Linked DNA regions of Homo sapiens: regions 1, 3 and 4 are each linked to region 2. Evidence: chromatin contacts called from ENCODE Hi-C or POLR2A ChIA-PET data. All regions are on one chromosome and are shown on one strand. The core of a region is the stretch at or near the end of the contact, and the rest is flanking DNA. Distances in the headings are between cores, read along the strand shown.

Region 1 (3,604 bases), core at 413-2,912, 580 kb before region 2:
TCCATCCCCTCCCACGTGCCCGTCCCCTGCCTGCCGTGCTCCGCTGGCATCTGACCCTGGGTTTGTTAGGGGGCCGAGTCGGGTGCAGCCCCTGGCCTCAGAGCACGCTGTGATCGCTCTTCCCACAGTAAGCGGCTGTGTTCCTTGCCGCAGTTGACCATGTGTTGCCGCAGACTCTCCGCAGACTGTTGTCTCTGGAGGCAGTCGGGCACCAGGAGCCTGCGACTCCCACGGCCTGGAGATCTCGCTCCTGCAGCCTCATCTGGTTCCTGGGTGGAGCCCTGCTGCCCGGGTCCTACGTCTTTCTCGTTTACTTATTCCTCTTGGTAGAAGTGATGTGCCTGGAGGGAAAGGGGTCACCTGGCACCTTGGACTGTTCTACCTCCTGCCTGGCTTAGACTGTGGCTAGATATAGAATTCTAGGTTGGAATTAATTTTCCTGCTAATTCTGAAGGCTTTGCACCACGGATTCCTCCATCCTAGTACGTTTGTCCCGCGGTTTTGAAATTCTCCAATGCTGTGCGTGTGTTGGCAAGGGTCCCTCGTCTTTTCATGTGCTGGGTACAGGCCCAGGGTGGCCCTTCCAGTCCAGTTACTGGTTTCCATGAGGTCAGGGATTGCTTTCTTATCTAATGATTTCCTCCCTCCACTTTCCCTGTTCTCATTTTCTGAAACTCCTGTTATTGGTGCTCTTAAACTGGTTCATTTTTCTTCTACTTTCTGGGAAATTTCTTCAACTTTGTCTCCAACACTGTGTTGAGGGTTTTGTTTCTGCTGTCATGCATTTAGTTTTTCAGAGAGCCTTTGGTTCTTGGAGTATTTATTTTTCTTTCTTTCTTTTCTTTCTTTTTTTTTTTTTGAGGCAGAGTTTCGCCCTTGTCACCCAGGCTGGAGTGCAGTGGTGCAATCTCGGCTCACTGCAACCTTTGCCTCCCTGGTTCAAGTCATTCTCCTGCCTCAGCCTCCCGAGTAGCTGGGATTACAGGCATGCGCCACCACACCCAGCTAATTTTGTATTTTTAGTAGAGACGGGGTTTCTTCATGTTGGTCAGGCTGGTCTCGAGCTCCCGACCTCAGGTGATCCACCTGCCTCAGCCTCCCAAAGTGCTGGGATTACAGGTGTGAGCCACTGCGCCCAGCCGCAATTTTTGTATTTTTAGTAGAGACCGGGTTTCACCATGTTGGTCAGGCTGGTGTCCAACTCCTGATCCTCCAAAGATAATTCCCCCCGCCCAGGGCAGACGCTTGGCCCCCAGCTGTGGGAGCTGAGGGAGTTTCCGCTGCAGCCTGCAGGGTCACAGAGCTCCAGCGTGGAGTGCACCAGGCATGCCCCGTCTGCCCGGAGCCCCAGAGTCGGCTCCATCTCCTGCTGGGGGAAAAGGGGCGATTTTCCAACCAGTTCTGCTTAGAGCCCCCTGCATTTCCGGGGGACCTGGAGCTGTGAATTCCCAAGGCCTTTGGGGCAGTGTGGTGTGGACGGGTTCAGCTTCCTCTAGGAGGAGGGAGGGCGGGGCCAAATGGGACGGGGCGGGCCGGAGGAAAGGGTGGGCGGGGGAAGGAGGGGAGGCGGGGCCTCGGGCTGGTTGGGTGGCGTGGGTGTGGCTTGTGGGCGTGGCCTAGGAGGAAGGGCCACAGGAGAAAGCAGGGCTGGAGGCCGATGAGGGGCAGTCGGGGTGGGTGGGGCTTTGCTGGGTGGGGCCACTGGAAGAGGACAGGGCAATCCCACTGCTATGGGAGGAGCCTGGGGCTACACCATCCTCCAGCTGGTGCTGGGCCGGGTGCCAGCTGGAGAAGCCGTGACTGGATTGGTCCAGTGCTGGGGGCTTTGCCTGTGGGACAAAAGTCAAGGCCAAAGGGGCTGGGGAGAAGCCTGAGGAGGGATGGGGCTCCCTGGCTCTTCCTGGGCAGGAGAGGGTGCAGCCAAGAGTAAAGATGGGCACCTTTCCAGAGGTCACCAGCTCCAGGCTGTAGGCTGAACAGGAGGCCCAGGGCGCAGGTTATAATGTCATGGGGCCAAGGGTCTGGGCAGACCCCAGGAGGGGCGCTGGGTCTAGGGGCAGGGGACAGCCAGGCTGAAGTCTAGACCCAGAGGGCACCCGACGTGGGGCTGGGTGCCAGGCCTGGGCTATGGGCCCTCTGTTCCAGGGTGCTGGCCCACCCCACGCTCTCCAGAGGACCAGGGCGGCTCCCTGGAGAGCAGTTTTGCTCTCTGCCCACTCTCGGTAGGGGCCACAGCTCCAAGGGCGTTTATAAACAGATGAGCCTCCCTTCTCCCACCACCCCAAGACTTGCTTGAGCTACAAAATAAGGATCTTCATAAAAATAGCACCATCTGAAAGGAAGGCAAGTTGGCCCAGGCCCCAGCAGCACCAGGGCCACAGAGTGAGCTTGGATGGCAGCCCCCGACCCTGTCCAGCCCGGCCCGGCCCGGCCCTTCGGCCCTTCGGCCCTTCTCAGGACTTCGCCGGGGGAGGCTGCACCTGCCCTCCCGCAGAGGGGCAGCCCCTGTGTAGCAGCCCCGGCCTCAGCGTGGGCACAGGGGCCAGGCCTGCGGCAGGACTGCTGGGAGCTGAGGTGCCGGGGAGGAGGAAGGGGCTGGGCTCTGGGGGAAGCGGCCCCTCTGTGGGGACCCCAGCCCCTCTGTGGGGACCCCAGCGCTGCAGCCTCCTCAGCCCAAGCCTGTGCCCACCTTTGCCCCTAGGAGATTGTGGACTGGTTCAATGCACTCCGAGCTGCTCGCTTCCACTACCTGCAGGTGGCATTCCCAGGGGCCGGCGACGCAGATGTGAGTGGCGGCCCTGCGGTCAGCTCCAGGGCAGACAGGGGTGGTGGGGTGGGGGGTGGACGGAGCCCTCGTGCCCTGAGTCTGGGATGATGTTGAGCCCTAGGGTGGGCCTGGGACTGGCCAAGGGCTCACCCTGACGTGCCTGCAGCCCTCCTGCCTCACTCTAGAACTTCAGCTCAGCCAAAGGGGAAAGCGGGGAGGGAAGGGGTGGCAAGCAGAGGCAGAAATGTGGATCCTGCGGAGGCTAAGCCAGGCCTGGGCCCTGACCTGGTGGCCCGGGGTGAGGGGAGCACAGAGGGGCACAGCCAGGGAGGGGCTCGGCCTGAGCTGCACTTCTGAGGTCCCCTGCCTGGTGTGTCCTGCCCTAGCTGGTGCCAAAGCTCTCCAGGAACTACCTGAAGGAAGGCTACATGGAGAAGACGGGGCCCAAGGTGGGTGTGCCGCACGTGCGGCCTGGGGTGGCCTGGGGTACGCCATGGTGGGTCTCGGACTGAAGTGCAGCAGCCTTGCCAGCTGCCGCCTGTGTTTTAAACTGGTGTCTGGTGGGTCCTCACAGCCCCTTGTCTGTGCCTGGCCGGGGTCCCCGAGGACTCGGGCCACTGTCCTAGGCTTTGGTTAGACCCTCCCTGCCCGCTCACGTCTGACCAGCTTCCTCACCCACGGGACCGTGCACCTGCGCGGCCAGGGGCCCACATCTTGCCATTCCCTGAGGCATAATGTGGGAGGGAGACACAAATCCTGGGAGTCTTGGTGGTCCCGGAGGAGAAGTGCAGGTGTGAGGGCTCGTAAGTGAGGCCTGGGCCCCCATCTGGGGCCCAG
Region 2 (3,642 bases), core at 921-3,420:
GGAACTTCATTCCACACTGATTGAAGACTGGAACCGGCCTGTTTGGGAAATTGGCCATTCTCTCTCTCTCTCCTTTTCTTTCTTTCTTTTTTGTTTTTTAAAATAATTTATTATTTTTATAGAGACAGGGTTCCACTGTGTTGCCCAGGCTGGTCTCAGACTCCTGAGCTCAAGCCATCCTCCTGCCTCAGGCTCCCAAAGTGCTGGGATGACAGGTGTGAGCCGCCGTGTCTGGCCAATCGCCCTCTCTTGATTTTTTGGAAGGTCAGATGACAACTTCGGTTGGGTTTGGTGACAGACAGCCTGACCATGGGTGACTGCATTTGATTTTTACCCAGAGCAGGCGCTTAGTTCAAAACCATGGTCTTCCATAATTTTTATGTAACTAGCACAGCGGAGGAAGAAGACACTAGGGGGGCGCCTTCCCACCTGCCTGGATTTCCCGACTCCGAGCCTCCCTCAAGGGGAGTGGATGGCACCTCAGTTTGAGAGGCCGGACTTCCTGGGTCCCTCTCCTGGCAGCTGCTCAGGGTCCCTGAGCCCCCTGTCCCCTGCCCTCTGTCCTCAGCAAGGGCCCTGGGTGGGGTCTTTTCCAGGGGGCAACTGCTTAGGGTCCCTGGGGCCCTTCCTTGCCCCTCTGTCCTCAGCAAACCTCTGGCCTGGGTCTGTCTCCTGCTCAACATCCCTGGGCCCCCTCCCCGCCTTGCCCTCCTGGCCCCAGCAAGGCCCCAGGCCTGGGGTCTGGGCAAGACCCCTCCTAGGTCAGGACAGGAGTGAATCCAGAGACCACTCGGCTTCAATTTGGTGCAGAGGCCCTAAAGGGCATTTGAGAAAAGATGGGGTAGGGAGGGGCCTGAGGGCAGCCGGACTGGACGCCAGGGGCTGAGCAGGTCACTGTCTCGCTGAGCACCAGGACAGCTGCTCTGCAAGCGTTCCCCGCGTTTCAGCCCCTCTTACAGGGTGGCTGTGGGAGTGACTGCGCGAGAAGATGGGTGTCAGGGGCTTACAGAGCCAGCCTTCTTGGTGGAGCCCTCCCACTGCCACCCCAACCCCGCTCCGTCCAGGGCGCTGCTCTCTTTCGGGGCGTCGGGCTGCAGGCCTGGACCCCAGACCTGGGTCTGCGGGGCGGCGGGGGCGGGGCCTGGGCCTCGGGGGGCGTGGCCGGGGGTTGGGGCGGGGCCCGGATCACCGCCCTCTGCGCCTGGCCCAGCCCGCGGCCCGGCCCATCCCTGGCGCTCTGCTGCCACCTGGTGGCGTGGCGCGGCCGTGCAGCCTCGGCCTCACCTGCGGGACAGCAGGTGCACCGAGCTCCTGGAAGGCGGCTGCTGGGCGGGCGCGGACGTCCGGCTTTAGGGGACAGATCTGGAAAGGGTGGGATGACGGGAAAGCTGCCCACTCCTCAGCGTCCGGTCAGGCCTCGGCTTCCGTGGCCAGACAGGGAGAGGGGCTTATGACAAGCACATCGCCACCTGGGCTAGGGAGTCCCGCGCTGCACCTCGAGAGCTAGGAGGGGCTGCGCATGAGGGGCCCGCACCCCTCGTTTTCCAGCTGGGAAACTGAGGCTAGAAAGGCCTTGGCGGCGCTTCCCAAGGGCAGTCCTCCCGTGCGCTGACCACTCGCCGCCTGGTCTGTGGATGGAGCCTGTGGGGCAAACAAGGAAACAGGCACACAAAACTGTCATGCAATGAACGCAGCCTAACATCAGAAAGCATGGCATAGCTACTTCCCACAGCGGGAAGTGCAGTGGAAAACACAGCAAAGCCGGAAGGCCACAGCCTGGGCTTGTCCCATGGGCGCTGCTGTGGCTGGGTGGGCTGGGTGTGGAGTGATGCATGAAGCCGGTTGCTGCCGAGGCCTGGGGCAGGTGGAGGAGGGCGATCCCAGAGCTCTGTGGGCCATAAAGACGTGGACTTTATTCTAGGTACCTGGCAGGGTTTCCTAAAGGGGGCTGCGGGGAAAAGGAGTGTGACATGATGTGGTTTCAGAAGTCCCACCCTCCCTGCAGGCCTGGCTGGAGTGGGTAGGGACATGCTGGCTTCAGGTGAGTGTCCTGGGCAAAGGGGCTTAGGGCCAGGCTGTTAGGACTTCAGCACAGAGGCTGAAGGATTTGCTTTGGGGAGAGATCCAGGGAGGTTATGGCCCACTGCCAGGTGTCAAGCCAAGTCACCCACAGGTGTGATGGGAACAGGGCCAAGTGACGTTTTTAAATGGCCCTATTTTCGATCCCGGGGTTACATTGTTTGCATGATCTCATTAATTCAGCACAATAGTCCTGGGTGTTTCTCTCCTTATCTCGCTTAATTGGCGTAACAGCCTGTGAGTCAGGCACTATTGCCCCTATTTCAGGCACAAGGAAGCTGAAGGCTCAGAGAGAGTTGAAGTGCTCTGTCTTACCCAGCAGGAAGGGGCTGCAGGATTCATCCTGGGCCAGACTGTGTGTGTGCCATTTTAAAACGAAGACACAGGGCCAGGTGCGGTGGCTCACGCCTGTAATCCCAGCATTTTGGGAAAGGCCGAGGCGGGCAGATCACGGGGTCAGGAGATCGAGACCATCCTGGCCAACATGGTGAAACCCTGTCTCTACTAAAAATACAAAAAAAAAATTAGCTGGGTGTGCTGGTGTGCTTGTAATCCCAGCTACTCTGGAGGCTGAGGCAGGAGAATCACTTGAACTCAGGAAGCGGAGATTGCAGTGAGCCAAGATTGCACCACCACACTCCAGCCTGGTGACAGAGTGAAACCCCATCCAAAAAAAAAAAAGACACAGTTCCTGTAACAGAAAATTACCATTTTAAGGTGTACAAGCCAGCTGTTTTCAGTAGATTTACAATATTGTACAGCCATCACCACTACCTAATCCCAGAACATCTGCATCACCATAAAAAGAAACCCTGTACCTGTTAGCTGTCCCTCATAAGTGTCCCTCCCCCAGCTCCTGGCAACGCCCATCTGCTCTCCCTCCCTGTGGATTTGCCCATTCTGCACATTTCATACAAATGCAATCATGGAAACAGTGGCCTGCTGTGCCTGGCTTCTTTCCCTGAGCAGGGTGACTTTGAGGCTGTCCAGGTTATGGTCTGGGTCTGTGCTTCATTCCTTTTCATGGCTGAATAATATTCCACGGCATGGACAAACCACACTTTGTTTCTCCATTTATCTGTTGATGGACAGGTGGGTTGCTTCCACTTTGTGGCTGTTGTGAGTGATGCTGCTGTGAACCTTTGTATCCTAGTATCTCTCTGAGTTCCTGTTTCAGTTCCTTTGGGTGTATACCTAGGATTGGAATTTCTGAGTCTTACAGTAATTATGTTTGCCTTTTTGAGAAAATGCCAAACTGTTTTTCAAAGTGGCAGCACCATTTTATGTTCCACAAGCAGGGTATGAGGGTCCCAGTCTCTCTATATCCTCATCAACGCTTGTTATTTCCCATTTAAAAAAATTATAACCATCCTAGTGGGTGTGGAGTGGAGTCTCATTGTGGATTTCATTTGTGTTTCCCTAATAATTTAGTGACATTGATGATCTTTTCAGGTGCTTAGTGGCCAATCTTTTATGGAGAAATGTCTATCAAATCCTTTGCCCATTTTCAAGTTGAATTATTTGTCTTTTTACTGTTGAGTCTAGGCCAGATTTTAAATCGCA
Region 3 (3,487 bases), core at 498-2,997, 650 kb before region 2:
TTCCTCATGGCCAGGGCATGTGGGTACAGGTTCAGGGCTGGGAGAGACTCCGCGGGTGGACGCTGGGGTCTTCACTGAGCCCTTTCCCACGACTGCTGTTGCCATGACAACATCGACACGCAAAGGCCGGGCCTTACCGCTTACAGTACACTTTCATTCTGCCCTAGGTTGAGCTGTAACTACCCTCCACCCCCATTCGTATGGTGAAGCCACTAGGACCTTAGGATGTGACCTTTGCTTTGGAAATAGGTGCCAGGTGCGGCGGCTCACGCCTGTCATCCCAGCCCTTTGGGAGGCTGAAGTGGGCGGATCACTTAAGGTCAGGAGTTCGAGACCAGCCTGGGCAACATGGTGAAACCCCGTCTCTACGAAAAGTACAAAAAATTAGCCGGGTGTGGTGGCGCATGCCTGTAATCCCAGCTACTCTGGAGGCTGAGGCAGGAGAATCTCTTGAACTCGGGAAGTGGAGGTTGCGGTGAGCCGAGATCGTACCACTGCACGCCCGTCTAGGTTACAAAGTGAGACTCTGTGTTGAAAAAAAATATATTAGCTTAGCTGGGTGTGTTGGTGGCGCCTGTAATCCCAGCTACTCGGGAGGCTGAGGCAGGAGAATTGCTTTAACCTGGGAGGTGGAGGTTGCAATGAGCCAGGATCGAGCCACTGTACTCCAGCCTGGGCAACAAGAGAGAGACTCCGTTTTAAAAAACAAAACAAAGAAATAGGGTTGCTGCTGATATAATTAGTTAAGATGAAGTTATTGGGACGGCCCCTAACCCAACATGACTGCTATCCTTATAAAAAGAGGAAATTTAGGTTGGGCATGGTGGCTCATGCCTATAATCCCGGCATTTAGGGAGGCTGAGGCAGGAGGATTGCCTGAGCCCAGGAGTTAAGGACCAGCCTGGGCAACATAGGGAGACTCCATCTCTACGAAAAATAGAAAAATTAGCCTGGTGTGGTGGTGTGTGCCTGTGGTCGCAGCTACTCAGGAGGCTGGGGTGAGAGGATCGCTGAGCCCAGGAGGTCGAGGCTGCAGTGAGTCGTGATCATGCCACTGCACTCTAGTCTGGGCAACAGAGCAATACCCTGTCTCAAATAAATAAATAAAAATAGTAAATTTGGACATGCGCAGGACACCATGGGAACGTAGGGGCCGAGACCAGGTGGTGCTTCTGCAAGCCAAGGAACCTCACAGGCTGGCGGCCCCCAGAAGCTGGGAGGCTGGGACTGTCCCCAGGGCCCCCACTCTGCCCACTGCTTGGACTCCAGACCCCAGGACTGAGAGCACATTCCTGTTGTTGAAGCTGCTCGGTGGTGTCACCTGGCTCCAGCAGCCGCAGGCAGCGAGTCCACAGGCTCTCCTGTCCCTCCTGTGCCGCCTTCCTCCCCGGATGGGCCCCGTGATGAGGTCTCTGTGCGATGGGGAAACCGAGGCCCCAGCAGACACCTGGGATGCAGAGACGCCGGCACCGCTATGTGTCCTCGGGCAATTCGCTGAACCTTTCTGGGCCTCGGTTTCTCACCAATTCCAAAAGCTGATTCTGCTACCGACTGCTGTGAGGGTCCCAGGGGACGGGAAAGCCCGGGCAGCGCCCACCGGGGCTCAGGAGCTTGCTGACTCCGAGGGGGTGGGGCCGGGCCTGGGCAAGGGGTGGGGCCGGGCCTGGGCAAGGGGCGGGGACGGGGCCTGCTCGACGTGCTCGGCGCTCCCGGGGTGCCTGCTCGGCGCTCCGCCGGCCGCCCTGCGTACGCTCGCAAGGCGCTCGCAGACTCCGGAGTCGCCAACATGTCGACCGCCATGAATTTCGGGACCAAGAGCTTCCAGCCGCGGCCCCCGGACAAGGGCAGCTTCCCGCTGGATCACTTAGGTGAGCGGCGGAAGGTCGGCGGGCAGGGGTCTGCGATGGGGGGTCTGGGTCGCGGCCCAGCGCGGAGCCCTATGGGGTGCCGGCATCTAGCGCGGTGCAGGCGGGGAAACTGAGGCACGGCGGCCCGCCCCTCCGCCCCACCCAGCCCTGGGTCACTGCTGCGGCATGGACCCTGCAGGTGGGAGCTGGCAGGACCGTGGCCCCCGTGACGAGGGCAGCGACACCGACTCCTTGCGTCAGGCTTCCGGGTCTCCGGCTCCGCCCTGACTCACCCGGCGGGCTGTCTGTGCCCCGGGTTTGCAGAGCGGGGCATTCGGCGGCCACGAAGCCCGCAGCTGCAGCCGAGGCTTAGACGGTGCCTAGCGATGTCTGCTGCAAAGCTCAAAAGTGCTGCTGATCTCCCAGTGCTTCTGGCCGTATTCCGGTGGGGTTGCCTCCGTGGACATGAAGGCTTCGAAAAAGGATCTGTGGGCCGGGCGCGGTGGCTCATGCCTGTGATCCCAGCCCTTTGGGAGGCCGAGGTGGGCGGATCATTTAAGATCAGGAGTTCGAGACCAGCCTGCCCAACATGGGGAAACCCCGTCTCTACTAAAAATACAAAAATTAGTTGGGTGTGATGTGGCTCGCCTGTAGTCCCAGCTACTCGGGAGGCTGAGGCAGGAGAATCGCTTGAACCGGGAGACGGAGGTTGCAGTGAGCCGAGATCGGGCCACTGCACTGCAGCTTGGGCGACAGAGTGAGACAACGTCTCAAAAAAAAAAAGAAAGAAAAGAAAAGAAAAACGATCTGTGAATTACTGTTTCTTTCCCAACATTTTATTGTGACATTTTCAAATAGCAAAAATGAAAGAATTTTTACCCTGAACTCTCCTGTGACCATCACCTACATTGCACCTTAACCTCGTACTGGGCTGACTTTACCTCGTTGTGGGTTTTTTCCATTGTTGTTTTCAGCATGTTTATGAAGGAAACAAGTTTGGGTTTGATTGTTTTTGTTTTGAGACACGGTCTCACTCTGTTGCTTAGGCTGGAGTGCAGTGGTGCAATCATAGCTCACTGAAGCCTCGGCCTCCTTCCTTTCTGGACTCAGGGGAGTCTCCCGTCTCATCCTCTAGAGTAGCTGGGACTATAGGTGTGCAGCGCCACACCCAGCTAATTTTTTTTTTTTTTTTTTTTTTAGAGATGGGGTTTCCCCATGTTGCCCAGGCTGGATTATTTATTTATTTATTTTTGAAATGGACTCTCACTGTGTCGCCCAGGCTGGAGTGCAGTGGTGTGATCTCGACTCACTGCAACCTCCTCCTCCCGGGTTCAAGCGATTCTCCTGTCTCAGCCTCTAGAGTAGCTGGGACTATAGGTGTGCAACACCACACCCAGCTAATTATTATTGTTTTTTTATTTTTTATTTTAAAGATGGAGTTTCCCCATGTTGACCAGGCTGGATCATTTATTTATTTATTTTTGAAATGGAGTCTCACTCTGTCACCCAGGCTGGAGTGCAGTGGTGTGATCTCGACTCGCTGCAACCTCCGCTTCCTGGGTTCAAGCAATTCTCCTGCCTCAGCCTCCCGAGTAGCTGGGACTACAGACACCCGCCACCATGCCCGGCTAATTTTTGTA
Region 4 (3,482 bases), core at 75-2,574, 620 kb before region 2:
TAGGGCTGTTAGTGGCCCCTTCATTCATGACTCCCGTGGAGACCTGCTCCGGACTGAGCTCTGTGCCAGATCCGGGGGTGCTGGGTCTGGGGTCCTCAAGAAGCCCACGTTAATGGGGAGACAGGCTTCATTAATCAGGGAGCCTAACAGCTGTGACAGAAAACCCCCAAATCCCAGAGGCCGGGCATGACCCCCAAATCCCAGATGTGCAGCGTGACCCCCAAATCCCAGAGGCCGGGCATGACCCCCAAATCCCAGAGGTCGGGCATGACCCCCAAATCCCAGAGGCCGGGCATGACCCCCAAATCCCAGAGGCCGGGCATGACCCCCAAATCCCAGAGGTCGGGCGTGACCCCCAAATCCCAGAGGCCGGGCGTGACCCCCAAATCCCAGAGGTCGGGCGTGACCCCCAAATCCCAGAGGCCGGGCGTGACCCCCAAATCCCAGAGGTCGGGCATGACCTCCAAATCCCAGAGGCCGGGCATGACCTCCAAATCCCAGAGGCCGGGCATGACCCCCAAATCCCAAAGGTCGGGCGTGACCCCCAAATCCCAGAGGCCGGGCGTGACCCCCAAATCCCAGAGGTCGGGCGTGACCCCCAAATCCCAGAGGCCCGGCGTGACCCCCAAATCCCAGATGTGCAGCGTGACCCCCAAATCCCAGAGGCCAGGCATGACCCCCAAATCCCAGAGGCCAGGCATGACCCCCAAATCCCAGAGGTCGGGCGTGACCCCCAAATCCCAGAGGCCGGGCGTGACCCCCAAATCCCAGAGGTCGGGCGTGACCCCCAAATCCCAGAGGTCGGGCGTGACCCCCAAATCCCAGAGGCCGGGCGTGACCCCCAAATCCCAGAGGTCGGGCGTGACCCCCAAATCCGAGGCCCGGCGTGACCCCCAAATCCCAGAGGCCGGGCATGACCCCCAAATCCGAGGTTCAGCCTGCTGGTTCTCACGCACCATCCCCGGCCGGGGGCTCACTTGGGTGCCTCTCCTCCTGGCAGTGACTCAGAGCCCAGGCCCAGCCCCAGCCCCACTGGGCCTCCGCCGCCTGGCATGGGAGTCCCCCACCAGCCAGGGGTGGGCCCCGATCAGCGTTGGGAGGGGGGCTATCCTCCGCCAGGCCTGAAGGGTGGGGTCCTCTCCACTCATGATTCCCCAAACAGGCTTGGGTCCACAGCCGCACCTGCTTGTGGGGAAGCGCCTCGATTTCCACCAGCCTCACCCAGGAGAGCCTCCACTTAAAAATAAAAGCAGTTCAGAGATGACTCATCTCCCCCAGAGAGACTGTTCTCTCTAGGGTGCCTTTCAGCCATTCCACTCCCTTGACTTATTGTGAAGGGTCGTTGGGAGCCAGAAGAAAACAGGAGAGTCACACAGCAGCCCTCTTAGCCATCGCCCCAGGGCGGGGCTGGACGCTCCCCACATTTTGCCGTTTCAGAATGAGACATTTCACACGTGCAGCAGCAGAAAGACTGCGCTGTGGCACCCACACCCTGGGCAGTGGCTCACGCCTGTCATCCCAGCACTTTGGGAGGCCGAGCAGGTGGATTACTTGAGGTCAAGAGTTCGAGGCCAGCCTGGCCAACATGATGAAACCCCATCTCCACTAAAAATACAAAAGTTAGCCGGGCATGGTGGTGCGTGCCTCGCTACTCGGGAGGCTAAGGCAGGAGAATCGCTTGAACCCGGGAGGCAGAGGTTGCAGCGAGCCGAGATCGTGCCATCATACTCCAGCCTGGGCAACAGACTATGTCTCAAAAAAAATTCTGCTCCCTCAGCCTCCCAAAGCGCTGGGATTACGGGCCTGAGCCACTGTGTCCAGCTTTGTTGGACCTTTTAAGGCAAACCAGACATCGAGACGTGGAATCCCTAGACAGGCCACATGCAGGGTGAAGCCACAGCGCCGCTGTCACACCTGCAAAGTTAGTGGCCGCCGGGCGCTGTCACCCCACGCAGGGTGCGTCGTCATCCGCGGCTACCATCCGTCCTTCGGGGGTGTGCAGCGCGTTGGGTGTGAGGCACCCCCTGCACTCAGATCCTATCTGAATTTCCCAATCTTGGCCCCATCACCCAGGAGGATTCGGGCCCACAGACTTCTCCCAGGGCAGCGGACACGAGGAAAGCAGGTGGACCCATCCTCACGAGTGCCGGGTGCCCTCCAGCCCGGGGCATGGGCTCCTGTGGGGCCGGCCTCTGCTGGAGGTTCCCGGCACCCGCGGGGCAGAGCAGGTGCATGCAGATCGGCTTCCTCAGATGCCGTGGGGTGTCTGGGGAGAGCCCCGTCTGCACCGGGCAGAGGGCGGGGGGGGAGCTGGGGTTAGGTGCCTGTGGGGCGCACGGAGCCTGGTGTACCCGGGGGTCTCCGCTGAAGCCCCCCCCACTGCATGGCCGGGGGCTCCTGACTCGAGGCTCCGTCCACCCTCCCTCCGGGGTCCCTGGGCTGAGCCTCCGTGAACGTCCGGCTTTCCCTTGCAGATCCCGACTGGGCCTCCTACACTCTGGGCGTCTTCATCTGCCTGAGCTGCTCGGGAATCCACCGGAATATCCCCCAGGTCAGCAAGGTGAAGTCCGTCCGCCTGGACGCCTGGGAGGAGGCCCAAGTGGAGGTACGGAGGGGGAGGGGCGGGGGGACCCGCGCAGTCCCCGGGTGGCCTCAGCCCGGGCCTCTGGAGCCAGAGATGCCGGGCGGCCTGGCTGTGGCCCCTGGAGCCTTGGGCTACTCTGGGGGCCTGGCTGGCTGGACCCGAGGACCCCGCCCCCTCTCCAGCGGCTCCGCCTGTGTGGCTGCTCCACCCACCCCGTGCCGGGTCCAACCTCTCTGTGAGCAGCTCCAGGTGTGTGTGGTGGGCCAGGGAGCGAAGGCGGGTCGCCGATTCCCGTGCCCTGGGAGCTCCGGAGTGCTCCCCTCAAATCCCCACACCTGGAGCACTGGGCTCAGGGTAAAAGAGACCCTGTCTCTAAGGAAACAGAATGCAGCGTCCCAGGCCGCGCGGCACGACCCAGAGTCAGGGTCGCATTTACACGGCAGTCCACGTGCACCCCGGCCCGCTGCCGTGTAGGGCACCATTACCTGTCCCCTGGGCGGCCTCTGAGGTGACACAGCCACTGCCCACCTCTCACCCATGCATCTGATGAGGCTTCACGGAGCACTTGGCATGGCCAGGCAGGGACACCAGCCACAGATGCTTCGTGGGGCCCTAGAGACGCCCCTATGGGGAGGGAGACGGGTGTGAGCCAACCAGGAAGCCCTGGCGTGCAGGGAGGGGCCACGCATGCTGGAGGCGGCAGGAAGGGCCCCGTAGGGAGACCCCGAGGGAGGTGGAGAAGGAACAAGACCCCGGCTGGGGGCTGCAGGTCGGATGGAGCGTGGGGCCTGAAGACCCGGTGGGAGGGTCACCCCAGCCCCACTCGTGGGACTTGGGGTCTGGAAGCCATTGATCTTCCTGACTGCTGTGAGTGGGACCGAAGGGCCGCATGGAGGTG

The links. A loop is a pair of places that touch in the nucleus more often than their neighbours do. ChIA-PET counts read pairs that join two places held with the same protein, here RNA polymerase II (POLR2A). Pooled maps may share reads with other maps.
Region 1: a map with no recorded cell type shows a loop between it and region 2 (11-fold over the local background). The contact joins two enhancer-like sites. A Hi-C loop is called at or near these places in 1 of 37 single-sample maps with no recorded cell type and 3 of 50 pooled maps. POLR2A ChIA-PET finds 5 or more read pairs at or near these places in 1 of 52 experiments (activated CD4-positive, alpha-beta T cell).
Region 3: a map of CD8-positive, alpha-beta T cell shows a loop between it and region 2 (16-fold over the local background). The contact joins the promoter of COX19 here to the enhancer-like site in region 2. A Hi-C loop is called at or near these places in 6 of 168 maps with a recorded cell type or tissue (CD8-positive, alpha-beta T cell, GM12878, K562 and 1 more), 4 of 37 single-sample maps with no recorded cell type and 9 of 50 pooled maps. POLR2A ChIA-PET finds 5 or more read pairs at or near these places in 2 of 52 experiments (activated CD4-positive, alpha-beta T cell and naive thymus-derived CD4-positive, alpha-beta T cell).
Region 4: a loop to region 2 is called in a map of adrenal gland, with 5 times the contacts of the local background. The contact joins two enhancer-like sites. A Hi-C loop is called at or near these places in 1 of 168 maps with a recorded cell type or tissue (adrenal gland) and 2 of 50 pooled maps. POLR2A ChIA-PET finds 5 or more read pairs at or near these places in 2 of 52 experiments (A673 and GM10248).

The regions. Positions count from the first base shown.
Region 1 is chr7:899,714-903,317 of GRCh38, reverse strand. It overlaps ADAP1 (ArfGAP with dual PH domains 1), which reads left to right. Exons shown (of 11, transcript NM_006869.4): 7 at 2,702-2,785; 8 at 3,154-3,216. Among named protein-coding and RNA genes, the nearest start is that of GET4, 25 kb to the right of the region's middle. RefSeq lists enhancers at 1,252-1,311, 3,370-3,604 and a silencer at 1,672-1,741. Within about 2 kb of position 1,662, at least 3 of the 41 ENCODE cell types and tissues checked have a DNase peak (open chromatin) inside an H3K27ac peak, as active enhancers do.
Region 2 is chr7:319,884-323,525 of GRCh38, reverse strand. No RefSeq gene overlaps it. Among named protein-coding and RNA genes, the nearest start is that of FOXL3-OT1, 30 kb to the right of the region's middle. RefSeq lists a silencer at 1,093-1,342. Within about 2 kb of position 2,170, at least 8 of the 41 ENCODE cell types and tissues checked have a DNase peak (open chromatin) inside an H3K27ac peak, as active enhancers do.
Region 3 is chr7:973,809-977,295 of GRCh38, reverse strand. It overlaps COX19 (cytochrome c oxidase assembly factor COX19), which reads left to right and starts at 1,747. Exons shown (of 3, transcript NM_001031617.3): 1 at 1,747-1,868. The coding sequence starts at 1,787. RefSeq lists enhancers at 761-1,641, 2,273-2,342, 1,642-2,524 and silencers at 1,573-1,852, 1,873-2,032.
Region 4 is chr7:934,498-937,979 of GRCh38, reverse strand. ADAP1 (ArfGAP with dual PH domains 1) reads left to right here. Exons shown (of 11, transcript NM_006869.4): 2 at 2,475-2,605. Among named protein-coding and RNA genes, the nearest start is that of ADAP1, 18 kb to the left of the region's middle. RefSeq lists a silencer at 976-1,025. Within about 2 kb of position 1,324, at least 4 of the 41 ENCODE cell types and tissues checked have a DNase peak (open chromatin) inside an H3K27ac peak, as active enhancers do.